2 separate regions of the Homo sapiens genome follow, and region 1 is linked to region 2. A link is a loop called in an ENCODE intact Hi-C map of the cell type or tissue named here. Cell type or tissue: Calu3. All regions are shown on one strand. Links, peaks and the distances in the headings refer to the core of each region. The heading gives the core; the rest is flanking DNA.

Region 1 (9,136 bases), core at 473-8,472, 170 kb before region 2:
CAGCAAACCTACACTGTAAGAAATATTACAGGCAATCATTTTGGCAGAAGGAAAATGACACCAGATGAAAATACAGAGTTATACAAAGGAATGAAAAACACTGGAAATGGCAACTAGATGGGTAAATCTACAAGATTTTTTTTCTTTTTCTTTTGAAACTGAGTCTTACTCTGTCGCCCAGGCTGGAATGCAGTGGCACGATCTTGGCTCACTGCAACCTCTGCCTCCCAGGTTCAAAAGATTCTCCTGGCTCAGCCTCCTGAGTAGCTGGCATTTACAGGCATGTGCCACCATGCCCAGCTAAGTTTTGTAGTTTTAGTAGAGACGGGGTTACACCATATCAGCCAGGCTGGTCTCAAACTCCTGACATCGTGATCCGCCTGCCTTGGCCTCCCAAAGTACTGAGATTACAGGCATGAGCCACTACGCCCAGCCAAGACTTTTTTTTCTTATTGTTCTCTCTAAACGACAGTGACATCAGCAAGATGGTTGACTGGAGTTGTCTGGCTCTTGCTCCCCTCTACTCAACAAAAGGGACCAAAACAACAATAAACAAACTATATTTCAACTGGAGTGGCTGTGGAAGTATGCTGGAGAGCACCAGGGGAGTGCTGAAATTCCTGTGGAGCACCAGATGCCCCAGATAGCACCACAGAGACGGGAGCGAAGCACTCTGCCTCTGCCGCACTGCCTCCCTGCAAGGAGTGGCCTGGAGTCAGGAAGGACTACTTCTAATGGGGAAAGGGTAAGCTGGGGACCCATGGTCCCCATGACCACTGCAGCCTCGTCCCGCGGTCCTCACAAACCCTGAATCCAGTTTGTAGTTGCCTGCAGTTCACAGGACTACACTGCTCCAGAGTTGGAGCCCATGTCATACAGCCCTCATTCCCAGTCATAGCATGGTGCCATCTTGAAACTGGACCCACTGCTAGAGTTCATCCTGCCTGGGGGCCAATTGCCACTGCATCTCTCCATCTCTGAAGCTCCACTGTCAGTCCACAACACACACATGTAGCTGTATCACCATCATCCAGCTGCTGAGAGCCTAGGCCCAACAGAATGAGGGAGCCCTGGCACTGAACTCACATGGCACCTCCCTGCCCCAGGGAACAGACAGACCTGTACAGTGGAGAAACCAACACACAGCTGGCTGGCCTGCTGTGCCCAGCTGGACAAGCAGCCCAGCACAATAAAGGCCATATGTGACAAACCCACAGCTAACATCATACTGAATGGGAACAGTGGAAATCTTTTCCTCAAAGAACAGGAACAAGACATGGATGCCCATTTTAATCCTTTCTATTCAACATAGTCCTAGCCAGAGCACTTAGGCAAGAGAAAGAAATAAAAGGCATCCAAACTGGAAAGTCAAATTGTGCTTGTTTGCAAATGACATGACCCTATACATAGAAAACCCTAAAGATGCCACCAAAAACCTGTTAGAGCTAATGAACAAATTCGGTAAAGTTGTAGGATACAAAATCAGCATGTAAAATCAGTAGTGTTTCTATACGCTAATAAAAAATAAAGAAAACAATTCCATTTACAGTAGCTATAAAAAAAATAAGATACCTAGGAATACACTTAGTTAAGAGGTAAAAGATCTTTACAAAGAAACCTCTAAAACATTGAAAAAGGGCCGGGCAAGGTGGCTCACGCCTGTAATCCCAGCACTTTAGGAGGCAGAGGCGGGCGGATCATGAGGTCAGGAGATCGAGACCATCCTGGCTAACACAGTGAAACCCCGTCTCTACTAAAAGTACAAAAAATTGGCCAGGCGTGGTGGCGGGCACCTGTAGTCCCAGCTACTCGGCAGGCTGAGGCAGGAGAAGGTGTGAACCCGGGAGGCGGAGCTTGCAGTGAGCCGAAATTGCGCCACTGCACTCCAGCCTGGGTAACAGAGCAAGACTCCGTCTCAAAAAAAAAAAAAAAAAAAAACATTGACAAAGGAAACTGATTCCATGTTCATGGATTGGAAGAATTAATACCGTGAAAATAGCCATACTACCCAAAGGTATCTACAGATTTAATGCAATCTCTATCAAAATGCCAATGATATTCTTCACAGAAACAGAAAAAAAAACCAAAACCTTAATATTCTTATAAAACCACAAAAGGCCTCAAATGGCCAAAACAGTCCTGAGCAAAAAGAACAAAGCTAGAGATATCACACTACCTGACCAAATATACTACAAAACTATAATAACCAAAACAGCATAGTAGTGGCCAAAACAAACACATACTCCAACAGTACAGAATAGAAGGCCCAGAAATGAATTTGGACACCTACAGCCAACTAATTTTCGACAAAGGTGCCAAGAACACACACTGCAGAAAGGACTCTCTTCAATAAATAGTACTTGGAAAAGTGGATATATCCACATGCAGAAGAATGAAACTAGACCCCCACCTCTCCCCATATACAAAAATCAACTAAAAACGGATTAAAGACTTAAATTTAAACCCAAAACTATGAAACTATTAGAAGAAAACAGGGCAAATGCTTCACAATATTGGGCTAGGCAATGAATTTTTAGATAAGATCCCAAAAGCACAGGCAATAAAAGCAAAAATAGACAAATGGAATTACATCAAACTAAAAAGATTTTGCACAGAAAAGGAAACTATTAACAGAGTGAAGACACAACCTACAGAAATGGAAAATATCTGCAAACCATACATCTGAAAAGGAGTTAATATCCAGAATATATAACAAATTTAACCTAGCAGCAAAAAGACAACCCAATTAAAAAACAGGCAAAAGGCACTTTGGGAGGCTGAGGTGGGTGGATCACTCGAGGTCATGAGTTTGAGACCAGCCTGGCCAACATGCGCCTCTACTAAAAATACAAAAACTAGCTGGGCATGGTGTTTCGTGCCTGTAATTCCAGCTACTGGGGAGGCTGAGGCACAAGAATTGCTTGAACCCAGGAGATGGAGGTTGCAGTGAGCCGAGATCGTGCCACTGCACTCCAGCCCAGGCGACAGTGCGAGACTCTGTCCCAAAAAACAAAACAAAACAAAATTTTTTAAAGAAATAAAAAAAAAAAGATAACTGGAAATATAGCTTTTAAGCATCACAGAGGGAGGAAATCACCAAACCCACTCCTCAAAAAGCAACCGAAAAGCTGTATAAGTGGCTTAAAAAGAACCATTTCAGTGCTCTGGAATTAGATCAAAGGCATATTAACATTAAGAAGTGTTTTGGCTGGGCATGGTGGCTCATGCCTGTAATCCCAGCACTTTAGGAGGTTGAGATGGGTGGATCACCTGAGGTCAGGAGTTTGAGACCAGCCTGGCCAACAAGGTAAAACCCTGTCTCTATGAAAAATACAAAAAATTAGCCAGGCGTGGTGGCAGGTGCCTGTAATCCCAGCTGCTCTGAAGGCTGAAGCAGGAGACTCTCTTGAACCTGGGAGGCAGAGGTTGCAGTAAGATTGTGCCACTGCACTCCAGCCTGGACAACAGAGCGAGACTCCATCTCCAAAAAAAAAAAAAAAAAGAAATGTTTTTTTCATGAAAACTACTGAACTTTGAATTGAGTCTGTGACCTTCTTGCCTGGGGCTGCCCCCTAGCCCCATTAGGTAGTTAGGTAGTTCAACCAGGGCAAGGTAGTTTGTAAAAACAATGAGCTTTGCAGCTGGGAGCAGTGGCTCATGCCTGTAATACCAGCACTTTGGGAGGCTGAGGCAGGTGAATCATTGAGGCCAGGAGTTTGAGATCAGTCTGGCCAACATAGCAAAACGCTCTCTCTACAAAAAATACAAAAATTAGCTGGGTGTGGTAGTGTGCTCCCATAGTCACAGCTGCTCAGGAGGCTCAGGCACGAGAATTGCTCGGAGGTGGAGGTTGCAATGAGCTGAGATCGTGCCACTGCATTCCAACTTGGGCGATAGAGACTCTGTCTCAAACAAAATAAAACAAAACAAACAAAAAAATGAGCTTTGCTACTTGAAGGAGTTTACTTGCTATGGAACATTGTCAAAGTGGTAATCTCGGTGGTTATTAAAAAGGGAGGCCCAGTAGCTTGATTACCTTGATTTCACCAAACCTGTTTGGGGCAAGTTCTGGGAGGTAAGACAACCATAGGGAGCTTCATAAACGGTCCAAATATCCAGGATTGATCCTAGTCTGTGCATATATGCAGCAGAGAACTTAGTGGACTCAAGCCAACCAATGATCTTGGCCAACAGAGTCAGAACCTGTGCACGTGTGTAGGAGACATGAGAGAGCCCAGAAGAAAGGAAAACAATGAAGTTTAAATTCCAGTCCATATTCAGATCCATCAGCAGAGGGCAGTAGCCTTACTGGCTTGGGGTATCTGGGTACAATCTCTGACCAATCTTTGCTTGGATAATAACCTATATAGACACAAGAGAAACTCATAGAATGCCAGTCTTAAAATAAAAACAAGACAGAATGCTAGGTGTTTTATTTATGTATTACTTCTAGTCCTCACAATAATTCTGCAAGGTTGGACGGTAAGTGTATAATCAGGCGCTGGAATCCTGTACCATTTCACTTCATGTTTGCAAAAGAATATATATATGTGTGTGTGTGTGTGTGTATACATATGAATATATATGTATATGTGTGTGTGTGTATATATATATATACACATACATATACTGTTCTTTTTCTTCAGCATATATCTTTACCTGCCTTAAGCAGCTTGGGCACAGCTACCAAGAAAATAATAAAATTGCTTTCTTCCTTCTCCCATATAAACTCCAGTAAGGACAAAGGAAAAAAAATTCCCAACTTACTGCAAGAAGATTCATGATGGTATGCCCCGTCTCTCCAAACAATGGCTTCCGAAATCTGACACTGAATAGTGGGCATGGATAAACTATGGAAATGAGAAATGATCAAACTTAAATTTGGCAACATAAAACTTTGGTAAAAGAGATTTCATGACTAATACAATTTTCAAAATATAATTATAATGGCTCATTAGAACATATCAAATTTTGGGCTCAAAAAGTATTTGGCATGGTAGCAGACAAATGCTGAGCCATATTAAGTCTTCTGATAACCAGAATAAGCCTTTCGATGTAAATGTTTCAAAAATGACACACAATAGCCAGGCATAGTGGCTCATGCTTGTAATCCCAGCACTTTGGGAGGCTGAGGCAGAAGGATCACCTGAGCCTAGGAGTTTGAGACCAGCCTGTGCAACCTAGGGAGACCCTGTCTCTACAAAAAAACAAACAAAAAAATTAGCTGGGTGTGGTAGCATGCACCTGTAGTCCCATCTACTTGGGAGGCTGAGAGGTAGAAGGATGGCTTGAGCCCAGGTGACAGAATGGGTGACAGAGTGGGCTGGAGCCCACTCCAGCCTTGGTGACAGAATGAGACCCTGTCTCCAAAACAAACAAACAAACAAACAAACAAACAAACAAACCCACAAGGTCTTAGGGAGCAATCTTCTTCAAACTGAATTGATACGATCCAGGAAATAAATATCTCCTGATTCCTCTGTGCTCAATAAGTTTAAGAGTTCACTTTTTCTTTTTCCAACAAGTTTAAGAGTTCACTCTTTTTTTTTTGAGACACAGTCTCACTCTGTCACCCAGGCTGGAGTGCAGTGGCATGATCTCCTGCCTTAGGAGGGTTCAAGCGATTCTCCTGCCTCAGCCTCTCCAGTAGCTGGAATTACAGGCATGCGCCACCATACCCAGCTAATTTTTTTGTATTTTTAGTAGAGATGGGATTCACCATGTTGGCCAGGCTGGTCTTGAACTCTTGACCTCAAATGATCTGCCTGCCTTGGCCACCTCTCAAAAGTGCTGGAATTAGAGGCATGAGCCACCGCACTCAGCCAAGAGTTCATTCTTCTATACCTCCTAACCAGGATCCTCCTTAGGAGAGGCAAATCAGTCTGGCTCATCTCTTGAATTTTATGGTTTGAAATGCCTGTATAAAATAGGAAGATACACATGTTGCTTCTTTTGCACACAATCCTTCCCTTTCCCTGATTCATTTAGCTGATTCATATGCCTCCTTCAGAGTTAATCCAGAGGCACTCTGGTCCAAGAAAACTGAAGGTCCAACTACTCCTTCATTCCTGGTCTGGTCAAGTTAGAGCCTGTCTTGGAGCTCCCAATGAACTTAACTTTGAGCACAGGTTTTAATACAAGATACCACTACAATCATTATTTCTGTATGTATTCCTTATAAAAGTTCCCGAGAGCCTATAATCACATCTTAGCTATTTCAGAATTCCCAGGATTCAGGATATATGGGAGGCCTTTATTAAATTCTTACTGAATAAATAAATAATTGGTGGAAGAATGAAGTTGACTTGCTGAGAACATAAACTGTTTTATGGTTTATAAAATTATGTTTCATTTATTCTCTCATTTGATCCTGTTAACAACCCAATATAAAATAGAAGGCAAGCATTATTATTTCCAGTTTACAAAAGAAACACAATCAGAGAACTTGGGTGACTTGCCCAAAGTTACAGAGCTCATAAGTGGCAGAGTTGAGAATCTTACTCAAGTGGTCGGATTCCTAGCACAGGGCACTTTTAATTAGATGGAGATATAAAATTTAAAATAAAGTTTGCATTTAACCATTAATGTCTTTTTAAAAATCACATCTTAGTTACGCTGCTAAAGCCATGAGCAAGGAAGCTCCTTCTTCTGTAGCCTGTATCTTACCAACTGAGAGTGGTTTCCATTCCACTAGCTTCCAGTATGTTAAGTAAAATATAATTGATCGTAACTGTTTTCCAACCAAGTGACAAAGAATATGCTCATCATATACAGAAACTATAAAAAATAAAGTTACTTAAGTTCAAATTCACTTTTCTAAAGATGATCGTGTTTTTTATCAATGAACTATAAAAGCAGTAAGTTTACAAGGTAATACATAATCAACTTCCTCATTCGTTATTTTCAGTGCTTCCCATTATGCCCAATACACGCAGACACTGGCCAAATTTAGTTTAGCTATTTCAAAAGACTATTTCTGCTGAATTATATCACCAAACAGAGGGCTCTGAATATTTCAGGCATTATTTTAGTCATCATGCCTTGAAAAACGTGTTTTTACTACTTACGTCGATATTCAGCTCCAAGTCTCAACATCAGACGGATAGGAAATACTTTAGCCCAAGGAGTTTCCCATTTCTGGATAAGAATCCCAAACAAGTAAGGTGGGGTTGGGAGTACTAGGTCTTGCAGTGACTGGTAGGTAGATGTCACATATAAGAATCCACCATGTTCTTTACTGCCAAGGAAACTTTGACTGAAGAAGGAATGTCCCAAGTTGCTCACCACATTCCCTAAAAACAAAAAAGTTTATTAGCTACTTTGTATCAATAAATTAATCATATTTCTTTTTTTTTTTTTTTTTTTTTTGAGACGGAGTCTGGCTGTTGCCCAGGCTGGAGTGCAGTGGCGCAATCTTGGCTCACTGCAAGCTCCGCCTCCCAGGTTCACCCCATTCTCCTGCCTCAGCCTCCTGAGTAGGTGGGACTACAGGTGCCCGCCACCAGACCTGGCTAACTTTTTTGTATTTTTAGTGGAGACGGGGTTTCACCGTGTTAGCCAGGATGGTCTCCATCTCCTGACCTCATGATCCACCTGCCTCAGCCTCCCAAAGTGCTGGGATTACAGGCATGAGCCACAGCGCCCGGCCAATTAATCATATTTTTAATAAACATTATGCAACTCTGGGCTGGATGGACACTACCAAACAGTAATTCCCAATCTTTCACTATGAAAGACTTACATTTAAAAAGCTGATTTTTAAATAAATGGCATTTATTAAATGAAAATTTGGTTTCCAATTTTATCAGGGCTTCTAATGAGCATAAACTAAGTTATATTATCACATTGTTGAAGTTTGTCTAAGTAAAAGCCAAAAATATTGATGCCTTCCTTGGTTAAACTGTACAGCTTTACTGTATGAATTGCTTTAGAGGTCTCAAGAACTATCACCTCAAAGGTCATAAAGAAATGTTCAAGGCCGGGTGCGGTGGCTCACACCTGTAATCCCAGCACTTTGGGAGGCCGAGGTGGGTGGATCACAAGGTCAGAGTTCGAGACCAGCCTGACCAACATGGTAAAACCCCATCTCTACTAAAAATACAAAAATTAGCCAGGCGTAGTGGTGTGCGCCTGTAATCCCAGCTACTCAGGAGGCTGAGGCAGGAGAATTGCTCGAACCTGGGAGGCGGAGGTTGCAGTGAGCCAAGATTGTGCCACTGCGCTCCAGCCTAGGCGATAGAGTGACACTGTCTCAAAAAAAAAAAAAAAAAAAAAAGAAATGTTCAGATTAGGAAGCTGCTGTCACCAAGCTTATAATTTCACTGGGTGAACAAAGTCAACTCATGAACATAATGAATTATGGTAATAAGTACAGTTATAAGACATTAAGGGAAGATGAGGATTTATGAAGATGGTACCACAGACAAGTTGTTTTTTTCTCGTTTTGTTTTTTTTTTTTTTTTGAGATGGAGTCTTGCTCTGCCACCCAGGCTGGAGTGCAGTGGTGTGATCTTGGCTCAATGCAGCATCTGCCTCCCAGGTTCAAGCAATTCCTCTCACCTCAGCCTCCTGAATAGCTACAATTACAAACATGCACCACCACACTCAGCTGATTTTTTTCGCATTTTTAGTAGAAACAGAGTTTCACCATGTTGGCCAGACTGGTCTCAAATTCCTGACTTCAAATGATCCATCTGCCTTGGCCTCCCAAAGTGCTGGGATTACAGGCGCGAGCCACCGTGCTTGGACAGGATTTATTGTTTATAATTTTTTGAGACAAATATGAAACATAGCTCTATAATTTAGGGCTTATCTAAATTCATATTAAGCAGGTTTCTCTTTTTTTTTTTTTTTTTTTTTGAGACAGAGTCTCGCTCTGTTACCCACCCTGGAACCCTGGAGTGCTGTGGTGTGATCTCAGCTCACTGCAACCTCTCCTTCCCGGGTTCAAACAATTCTCCTGCCTCAGCCTCCCGAGTAGCTGGGACTATAGGCACCCACCACCACGCCTGGCTAATTTTTGTATTTTTAGTAGAGATGTGGTTTTACCATATTGGCCAGGCTGGTCTCGAACTCCTGACCTCAAGTAATCCACCCGCCTTGGCCTCCCAAAGTGTTGGGATTACAGGTGTGAGCA
Region 2 (9,136 bases), core at 406-8,405:
GGGAGGCTGAGGCAGGAGAATCGCTTGAACCCAGGAGGCAGAGGTTGTGGTGAGCCGAGATTGCACCACTGGACTCCAGCCTGGGCGACTGAGTGAGACTGTCTGAAAAAAAAGAAAAAAAAAAAAAAAGAAGTACATATAGATAAACTATCTATTTAAAATGTAATATAGACCAATGGATTTAATGTAACAGTATGAAAAGTTCACTGATTTGGTTGCAGAGTCCACATTGCAACTCACCTTTAATAAATTACCACCTGTGGTCAGACATAGTGGCTCACACCTGTAATCCCAGCACTATGGCAGGCTGAGGCAGGAGGATTGCTTGAGGCCAGGAGTTCATTAGAATGATTTAAATCCTATTACCCAGTAATGGGATTGCTGTGTCAAATGGTATTTCTGGTTCTAGATCCTTGAGGAATCACCACACTTTCTTCCACAATGGTTGAACTAATTTACACTCCCAGCAACAGTGTAAAAGTGTTCCTGTTTCTCCACATCCTCTCCAGCATCTGTTGTTTCCTGACTTTTTAATAATCACCATTCTAAGTGGCATGGGATGGTATCTCATTGTGGTTTTGATTTGCATCTCTTTAATGAGTAGTGATGATGAGCTTTTTTTCATATGTTTGTTGTCCACATAAATGTCTTATTTTGAGAAGTGTCTGTTCATATCCTTCACCCACTTTTTGATGGGGTTGTTTGTAAATTTGTTCAAGTTCCTTGTAGATTCTGGATATTAGCCCTTTGTCAGATGGATAATTGCAAAAATTTTCTCCCATTCTGTAGATTTCCTGTTCACTCTGATGATAGTTTCTTTTGCTATGCAGAAGCTCTTTAGTTTAATTAGATCCCATTTGTCAATTCTGGCTTTTGTTGCCTTTCCTTTTGGTGTTTTAGTCATGAAGTCTTTGCCTATGCCTATGTCTTGAATGGTATTGCCTAGGTTTTCTTCTAGGATTTTTATGTTTTAGATCTTACGTTTAAGCCTTTAATCCATCTCGAGTTAATTTTTGTATAAGGTGTAAGGAAGGGGTCCAGTTTCAGTTTTCTGCATATGGCTAGCAAGTTTTTCCAACACCATTTATTAAATAGGGAATCCTTTCCCCATTGCTTGTTTTTATCAGGTTTGTCAAAGATCAGATGGTTGTAGATGTGTGGCGTTATTTCTGAGGCCTCTGTTCTGTTCCATTGGTCTATGTATCTGTTTTGGTACCAATACTTTGCAGTTTTAGTTACTGTAGCCTTGTAGTATAGTTTGACGTCAGGTAGCGTCATGCCTCCAGCTTTGTTCTTTTTGCTTAGGATTGTCTTGGCTATACAGGCTCTTTTTTGGTTCCATATGAAATTTCAAGTCGTTTTTTTCTAATTCTGTGAAGAAAGTCAGTGGTAGCTTGATGGGGATAGCACTGAATCTATAAATTACTTTGGGCAGTATGGCCATTTTCATGATATTGATTCTTCCTATCCATGAGCCTGGAATGTTTTTCCATTTGTGTCCTGTCTTATTTCCTTGAGCAGTGGTTTGTAGTTCTCCTTGAAGAGGTCCTTCACATTCCTTGTAAGTTGTATTCCTAGGTATTTTGTTCTCTTTGTAGCAATTGTGAATGGGAGTTCACTCATGATTTGGATCTCTGTCTGTTATTGGTGTATAGGAATGCTTGTGATTTTCACATATTGATTTTGTATCCTGAGACTTTGCTGAAGTTGCTTGTCAGCTTAAGGAGATTTTGGGCTGACACGATGGGGTTTTCTAAATATACAATCATGTCATCTGCAAACAGAGAGGATTTGACTTCCTCTCTTCCTATGTGAATGCCCTTTATTTCTTTCTCTTGCCTGATTGCCCTGGGCAGAACTTCCAATACTATGTTGAATAGGAGTGGTGAGAGAGGGCATCCTTGTCTTGTGCCAGTTTTCAAAGGGAATGCTTCCAGCTTTTGCCCATTCAGTATGATGTTGGCTGTGGGTTTGTCATAAATAGCTCTTATTATTTTGAGATATGTTCCATCGATACTTTTTTTTTTGAGACGAAGTCTGGCTCTGTCGCCCAGGCTGGAGTCCAGTGGTGCAATCTCGGCTCGCTGCAACCTCTGCTTCCTGGGTTCAAGAGATTGTCCTGCCTCAGCTTCCCAAGTAGCTGGGAGTACAGATGCGTGCTACCACGCCCGGCTAATTTTTGTGATTTTACTAGAGATGGGGTTTCACTATTTTGGCCAGGCTGATCTTGAACTCCTGACCTCAAGTGATCTGCCCACCTTGGCCTCCCAAAGTGCTGGGATTAGGGGCATGAGCCACCATGCCCGGCCAACTATTGTTATTTTAAATAAATGTTTAAAATGTCTTAGTTTTAATTTCTAAAATGATACCTATCCATATATGTAATCTATAGAAACGAAAGATCTTTTGGGTCCCTTATAATTTATGAGTGTATAGGGGACCTGAGACCAAAATGTTTGAGAACTGCTGCTGTAATTTATTCAACCATTCTCTTAAAATTAGGCATTTAAATTGTTACCAGTATTTTGCAATTGCAATGTTGCAGTCAATAATTTTGGGCATATGTGTTTTTCTGTTGTTGTAGATGTATCTTTAGGGCAAATTCTTAGTTTTGCCTGATCAAATAATGCATATGTAGTTTTGTTAGATATTACCAAATTCCCTTTCCAAAAGGTTGTACCTCAGTGCTACCACTGTCCCTCTCTCCTACCAACACCCATACTTTCTGTCAAACCTGATACAATAAGATATAATAACACTTTCAAGACTGTGTAATGGGAAAAGCTTTGGAACAGACAGACATGAGTTCAGTCCTGAGTAACTACTGGATATGAAGAGAAAGACTTGTTTTCCCATCAATAAAATGAGGCTAATGTCTGCTACAATATACAAAGGAATTGGCACATAGTGGGTGTTCATTAAATGGTAGCTGATGTTATTTATTATCTGAATCACTCTGGGCAAGTGGAAGTAGTGGTCAAGGTTGACCAGCACTGATATCCTGGATTCCTTGGGGGTAAAGAGTGGACTATGCAAACTGGAACTGTAGATGATGCTGACCGTAAGAAAGCATATAGAGTTGAGAATCTTGGAAGTTATCTAGGGTGCAAAAAGAGAATAGATCAATCTAACCAGAAAAGAGGCCAGAAGCAGATGCTGAAAGCTAGGGTATAGAACCAGAAGTTAGAAGATGCAGGCAATGAAATCACCAAATAGTTCATTAATTCAGCCAGTTAGTCAAATATTTATTGAATGCTACCATGTACCAAGCACAGTGTTCTGTGGTAAGCAAGGCACTATTCCTTACAGATGTTAGACTCTACTGATGGAAGCAGATGAGGAAATAGGCAATTACAATCTTAAGGGGTAAGTGCAGTGTGTTCTAGGAACACAAATCAGGGGTATCTAACCTGAACTTAGGGATCAGGAAAAACTTCTTAGAGGAAGTGTCACCTAAGTTGAGACCTGAAAAATGTCCAGGACTTTGCTAGGTGAATTGGGTAGAGGGAGGGAAGACAGTAGATAGGAAAAGAGTTTTTTGGGCAGCATAAATAGAATGTGCAACAACCTAGAAGCAGGAGAACACATAGTATGGTATGCCTGAAGAACTGAGAGGACAATTTTGGCTGAAGCAGAGAGTACAAAGTTGGGAAGCAATGACAGCCAAGACAGAGGCCAAATCAAGAAAGGTCTTCTAATTCTTGTCAAGGACTTTGGATTCTATCAGCAGTGAGAAGCTGTTAGAGCTTTTAATCTGGTCAATGATGTTAACAGATTTGATTTTAGAAGAGATCACAATGGTGTTAACAGATTTGATTTCAGAAAAGATCACAATGGTGTTAACAGATTTGATTTTAGAAAAGATCACTAACTGCTATGTAGGAAATAGATTAGAGGACACAGACTTGGAGGCAGGGAAGCCACTTATAAGTGTTTATTGCAGTCATCCAGGCAAAAGTGATGGTGACCTGAATTAGGTAGAGGAGGGAAAATACAGATTTCAGGAAGTAAAATCATCAAACTCATGATTGGATTGGCACGTGAAAAAGAGGGAGAGGTCAAGGATGACACTTGGGTTTCTGGGTTGGGTAACTTAGTAGTCAGTGCTGTCAAGCAGGGCGACAGCAGAGAAGGAGAAGGCTTGAGGGAGAAGATGATGAATGCTATTTCAACATGTTGCCAGATTAGGAAACAGGTTCAGAGAGGTGAAGTTGCCTGTCCAAAGTGACTGTAAGTGGCAGAGCTAAGATTCCAACCCAGGTGTGACTACAGATTTTCTTACTGCTTGAGCATTGCCACACCTTCTCCCACGCTCAGGGTGGGAATATGCACCAAGCACCAGGGAGAGGCAAACTGCTGAGACCACTTCTAATGTGGGTGAAGTGCTTTCCTGTCAGTTAGATTTGACTGGAGAATAATGGAAGAGGGTATTCCCACAAGCATAATTATTGTTATTAACATTCTGTCCATGATGACCCACACTGCCATCTTCTGGTGCCAGTAAGGAAGCATTAGGATACACTTGACAGTGGGGAATGTTTATGTTTTTTCATAAGAATTCTGTATGAGGCAGTATGGCATGTATGGTACAACGGAAAGACCCTGGGCTACAGTGTGAAAACCTGGGTTCTAATGATGTAAACATGGACTGGACTGAGGAGGAAAGTTGTGTAGGCATTTGAATCTCTGGGCTTTTCCTCAGGGTATCCAGTTCAGTCAGAGCTCCTTTAGCCTACCAACCTATTTGAGACTGCCCACAAGTACAGAGATAGTGTAGTGGAAAGAGCTTGTGTTTTGCAGTAAGCAGATCTGAATTCGAATTACAGCTCCACTAATTTCAGGTTGACTGGAGAAAGTCACTTATTCTGAGCATTGTTTTTCTGATTTGTATGGTACATAGTTGTAAGGGCTAGCAAGAAAGTGCCAGGTGCATGGTAGGCACTCAATTAAAGTTAAGTATCTTCCCTTGCCTTCTCTTATCTTTTAAACCTAAAACACTGTTTCCCATCACTATCTCTGGCAGCTCCAGAAAAGAGTTAACAACTACTTCATACCCTTTCCTGTTCTTTCCAATGTACATGTATTCTCTCATAATCAGAAAACCAAATAAAAAACATTTTGTTGTACAGAATAGACCAGCCAAATAGTGAGCATCCGTTGTGGCCAACATTTATTTTATTTGAATGTGCTGCATCTCGGTTGTGCACATGAACAAATGATGTGGACTCGTGTGTGTTCTCATGTGAATGTGAATTCACTTTAATTCTGCAAACACTGAGCTCTACCTATGATCCAGACACTATAGGAATAAAGAGTTGGGTGAAAATAGTGTTTTTGCTTGGTTTTGAATGTATGAGCATATGTGCTTTGGCTGAAGGAAGGGAGGATTCATAAAATTGAGGGATGTATGAGGTGAAAGCAGTGAAGGGCTGACACTAGCTCCAGTTGGCTCATGAGAGGCAATTGTTAGATTTTCGAAACTTTGTGAGCCAATTGTTAAACATTGCCATAATAGTTAGAAGAGAAGATTTGAAATGTTCCCGACTCAAAGAAATGATAAATCTGTAAGGTGATGGATATCATAAGTACCCTAATCTGATCAGTATATACTGTATGGAGGTATCTAAATATCATATATACCCACAAATATGTAAAATTATGTATCAATTAAAATGTTTAGTTAAAATTTAAATTATATAAACTTACAATTAAATTATGTTAAAAACCAAAGTAATAAATACAGGCAGCCCTTGCTTTGCACAGTTCTGAAATGCATGAATTTTAGTTACCATAGTTAACAACACAATTCAAATTTCATTTATCACAATATAGTAACTATAAGTAATTGCACACATTACAAACTTTGCTGCTGGCTCTTCAGTCCATGCATCACTATGTAAATAACAGATGCACATTATGATCAGTCATCAATCACACCACTTCTTTCAAAGTCAATCAGTGATAGACTTTGGTCTATCACTGCATATTTGTTATTCAGTTCTTTAACAAACAGCAAAGGATATATTGTGTTGCCTCCTTTTCTACCAGTAATAAAACTCACATGACATTTTAGAAAAATGAATAATCAAAAAGGGGAATTAGAAAAAAAAGATCAAGTGAAGTAAAGAAATGAAAAGTGATAAGGCTGGAAGTGAAACTTGAAGTAGTTGAGCATGGAAATTTTGACACTGTTCCCATTTGAAAGACTTTAGATATGTAACCAGAGGAACTTAGTGAAGGCAAACTTTTGAAAAAAATGAAGAAAATGGTTATAACCAAAAGGATGAAGATGTCTTAGAGACAGTAAGACCAGCAAAAAACTTCACATTAAAGGAACTCTTTGGCCAGGTGCAGTGGCTCACACCTGTAATCCCAACACTTTGGGAGGCTGAGGCGGGTGGATCATTTGAGGTCAGGAGTTCAAGACCAGCCCGGCCAACATGGCGAAACCCCATCTCTACAAAAAATACAAAAATTAGCTGGGCATGGTGGCAGACACCTGTAATCCCAGCTACTTGGGAGGCTGAGGCAGGAGAATCACTTGAATCGGGGAGGCAGAGGTTGAAGTGAGCCAAGATTGCACCACTGCACTCCAGCCTGGGCAACAGAGCGAGACTCCATCTCAAAATAATAATAATAATAATAACTAAGTAAATAAGTAAGAGAACTCTTAGAGATACTTCAAGACATTGAGAGTACCAAAAAATTTTTGATTTAAACAGGTTTTTCAAAATATATATTGAAAGTACAAAGAATAAGATGTTCGGAGTGGACCAGGCACAGTGGCTTAGACTTGTAATTCCAGCACTTTGGGAAGCCGAGGCAAAAGGATTGCTTGAGGCCAGGAGTGTGCAAGACCAGCTTGGGCAATATGGAAGACCCTGTGTCTACAAAAATAATAAAATTTTTAATTAGTCGGGCATGGTGGCTTATGCTACATAGTCCCCACTACTCAGGAGGCTGAGGCGGGTGAGGACTGCTTGAGCTCAGGAGTTCAAGGCTGCACTGAGCTACAATAGGGTCACTGCACTCCAGCCTGGATGACAGAGCAAGACCCTGTCTCTAAAAAAGTAAAAATAAAATGTTGGAAGTGGATCCAAACTTAGAACTAGGACCATGTTCCAAGCATGGAAACGTTGGTCACTCATAAATTATACAAAAACAAAGCAAGCACTATTCAAATTACCATTGATACTTTTTTTTTTTTACAAAGAAATACTTACTAATGTTTCAAATTTATTGTTTTTAATTAGTATACCATATCATTCAATGGGGAAAAAATAGTTTTCTCAACAAATGGTGCTGGGGGCCAGGCACAGTGGCTCACATCTATAATCCCAGCACTTTGGGAGACCAAAGTGGAAAGATCACTTGAGGCCAGAAGTTCAAGACCAGCCTGGGCAACACAGTGAGACCCCTGTCTCTAAAAAATATTTGAAAATTATCTGGGCATGGTGGTGCATACCTGTGAGTCCCATCTACTCAGGAAGCTGAGGTGAGAGGATTGCTTGAGCCCAGGAGTTTGAGGCTGCACTGACCTATGATTGCACCACTGCACTCAAGCCTGGGTGACAGAGCGAGACCTGTTTCTAAAAAAATAATGAAATGATATTATTGGCTGGGCACAGTGGCTCACACCTGTAATCCCAGCACTTTGAGGGGCCAAGGTGGGTGGATTACCTGAGATCAGGAGTTCAAGACCAGCCTGACCAACATGGTGAAACCTTGTCTCTACTAAAAATACAAAAAATTAGCCAGGCATGGTGGTAGGTGCCTGTAATCTCAGCTACTTGGGAGGCTGAGGCAGGAGAATTACTTGAACCTAGGAGGTGGAGGTTGCAGTGAGCTGAGATTGGGCCATTACACTTCCAGCCTGGGCAACAAAAGCAAAACTCCATCTCAAAAAAAAAAATTAAAAGAGGGCCGGGCGTGGTGGCTCACGCCTGTAATCTCAGCACTTTGGGAGGCCCAGGTGGGCAGATCACAAGGTCAAGAGATAGAGACCATCCTGGCCAACATGGTGAAACCCTGTCTGTACTAAAAATAAAAAAATTAGCTGGGTGTGGTGGCATGTGCCTGTAGTCCCAGCTACTCGGGAGGCTGAGGCAGGAGAATAACTTGAACCTGGGAGGCGGAGGTTGCATTGAGCCAGAGATCATGCCACTGCACCTCCAGCCGGGCAACAGAGCGAGACTCCATCTTAAAAAAAAAAACAAATTATTAGAAGAAAACATAGATGTAAATCTAACCAGGGATTATGCAGTGATTTATTTATTTATTTATTTATTTATTTATTTATTTATTTCTCTCTCTTTCTCTCTTTCTTGACAGAGTCTTGTTCTGTCACCCACCCAGGATGGAGTCCAATCTCGGCTCACTTATGCAGTGGTTGCTTAGATATGACACCAAAAGTATAAGCAACCAAAGAAAAAAATAAATTGGACTTCGTCAAAACTTAACACTTTTGTGAAGCTGGCTATGGTGGGAATATTTATACCAGAGAAATTGGCAAATGGTGTATATCAGGGCTTGTTTTGTTAAGTGTCTAGACTTAAGAAAGTGATAGAGCAACTGTGAATAATGCAAATGAAACTTAAAATTGTGTTGTGTCTGTAGCTGTTACACTGGGAAAAACATGAAAAAAATTAAGAGCTAATCTTTCAGTATTTGAAAACCGTTACTTGATTCAGCAAAGAAATCACCGATATCATTCATAAATGAGTGAAGTTCCAATAGATGTCTTTGTTTCATTTTCGTCTCATTTGTTAAACCAACATTCATGTCAGAACTACACTTAGCCAGCAGTTAAAACATTTACCAGCACGCCACTGGCTAGAAAGGACAGCACAGATCCTAGAATCCAGCATCTCTTACCATTTTACACGTTGGGCACTGGAGCCCAGGACCTGTCCAGGGTCACAAGCAAGTGAATGAATGAATGGTCAACATTTGAATTGTGCTATTCTTTTACATTTTAACACCACCTCCCTGAGTATCCAGGAAAATGTGTTTTCCTTAACATGCCACAGTGAGGATGGGCAGTGAAGATGTATGAAACAGTTGTCATCAGTTTAGCTAATAAAAAGCCCTTCTCAGGATCACCTGAGCCTGGGGAGGTCAAGGCTGCAGTGAGCTG

The links. A loop is a pair of places that touch in the nucleus more often than their neighbours do. Peaks named below come from ENCODE experiments on the same cell type or tissue, not always from the same donor. Only the 100,000 strongest peaks of a DNase experiment are listed, where the experiment ranks them.
Region 1: a loop joins it to region 2, with 12 times the contacts of the local background. A loop is called at or near these places in 84 of 110 quality-filtered maps.

Annotation. Positions count from the first base shown.
Region 1 is chr1:52,291,609-52,300,744 of GRCh38, reverse strand. ZFYVE9 (zinc finger FYVE-type containing 9) reads right to left here. Exons shown (of 19, transcript NM_004799.4): 11 at 7,068-7,292; 12 at 4,768-4,850. Among named protein-coding and RNA genes, the nearest start is that of CC2D1B, 70 kb to the left of the region's middle. In Calu3, for the core only: no CTCF peak of the experiment used is centred there; a DNase peak (open chromatin) is centred at 4,264.
Region 2 is chr1:52,122,973-52,132,108 of GRCh38, reverse strand. No RefSeq gene overlaps it. Among named protein-coding and RNA genes, the nearest start is that of ZFYVE9, 15 kb to the left of the region's middle. In Calu3, for the core only: a CTCF peak has its summit at 4,496 (motif pointing left); a DNase peak (open chromatin) is centred at 4,478.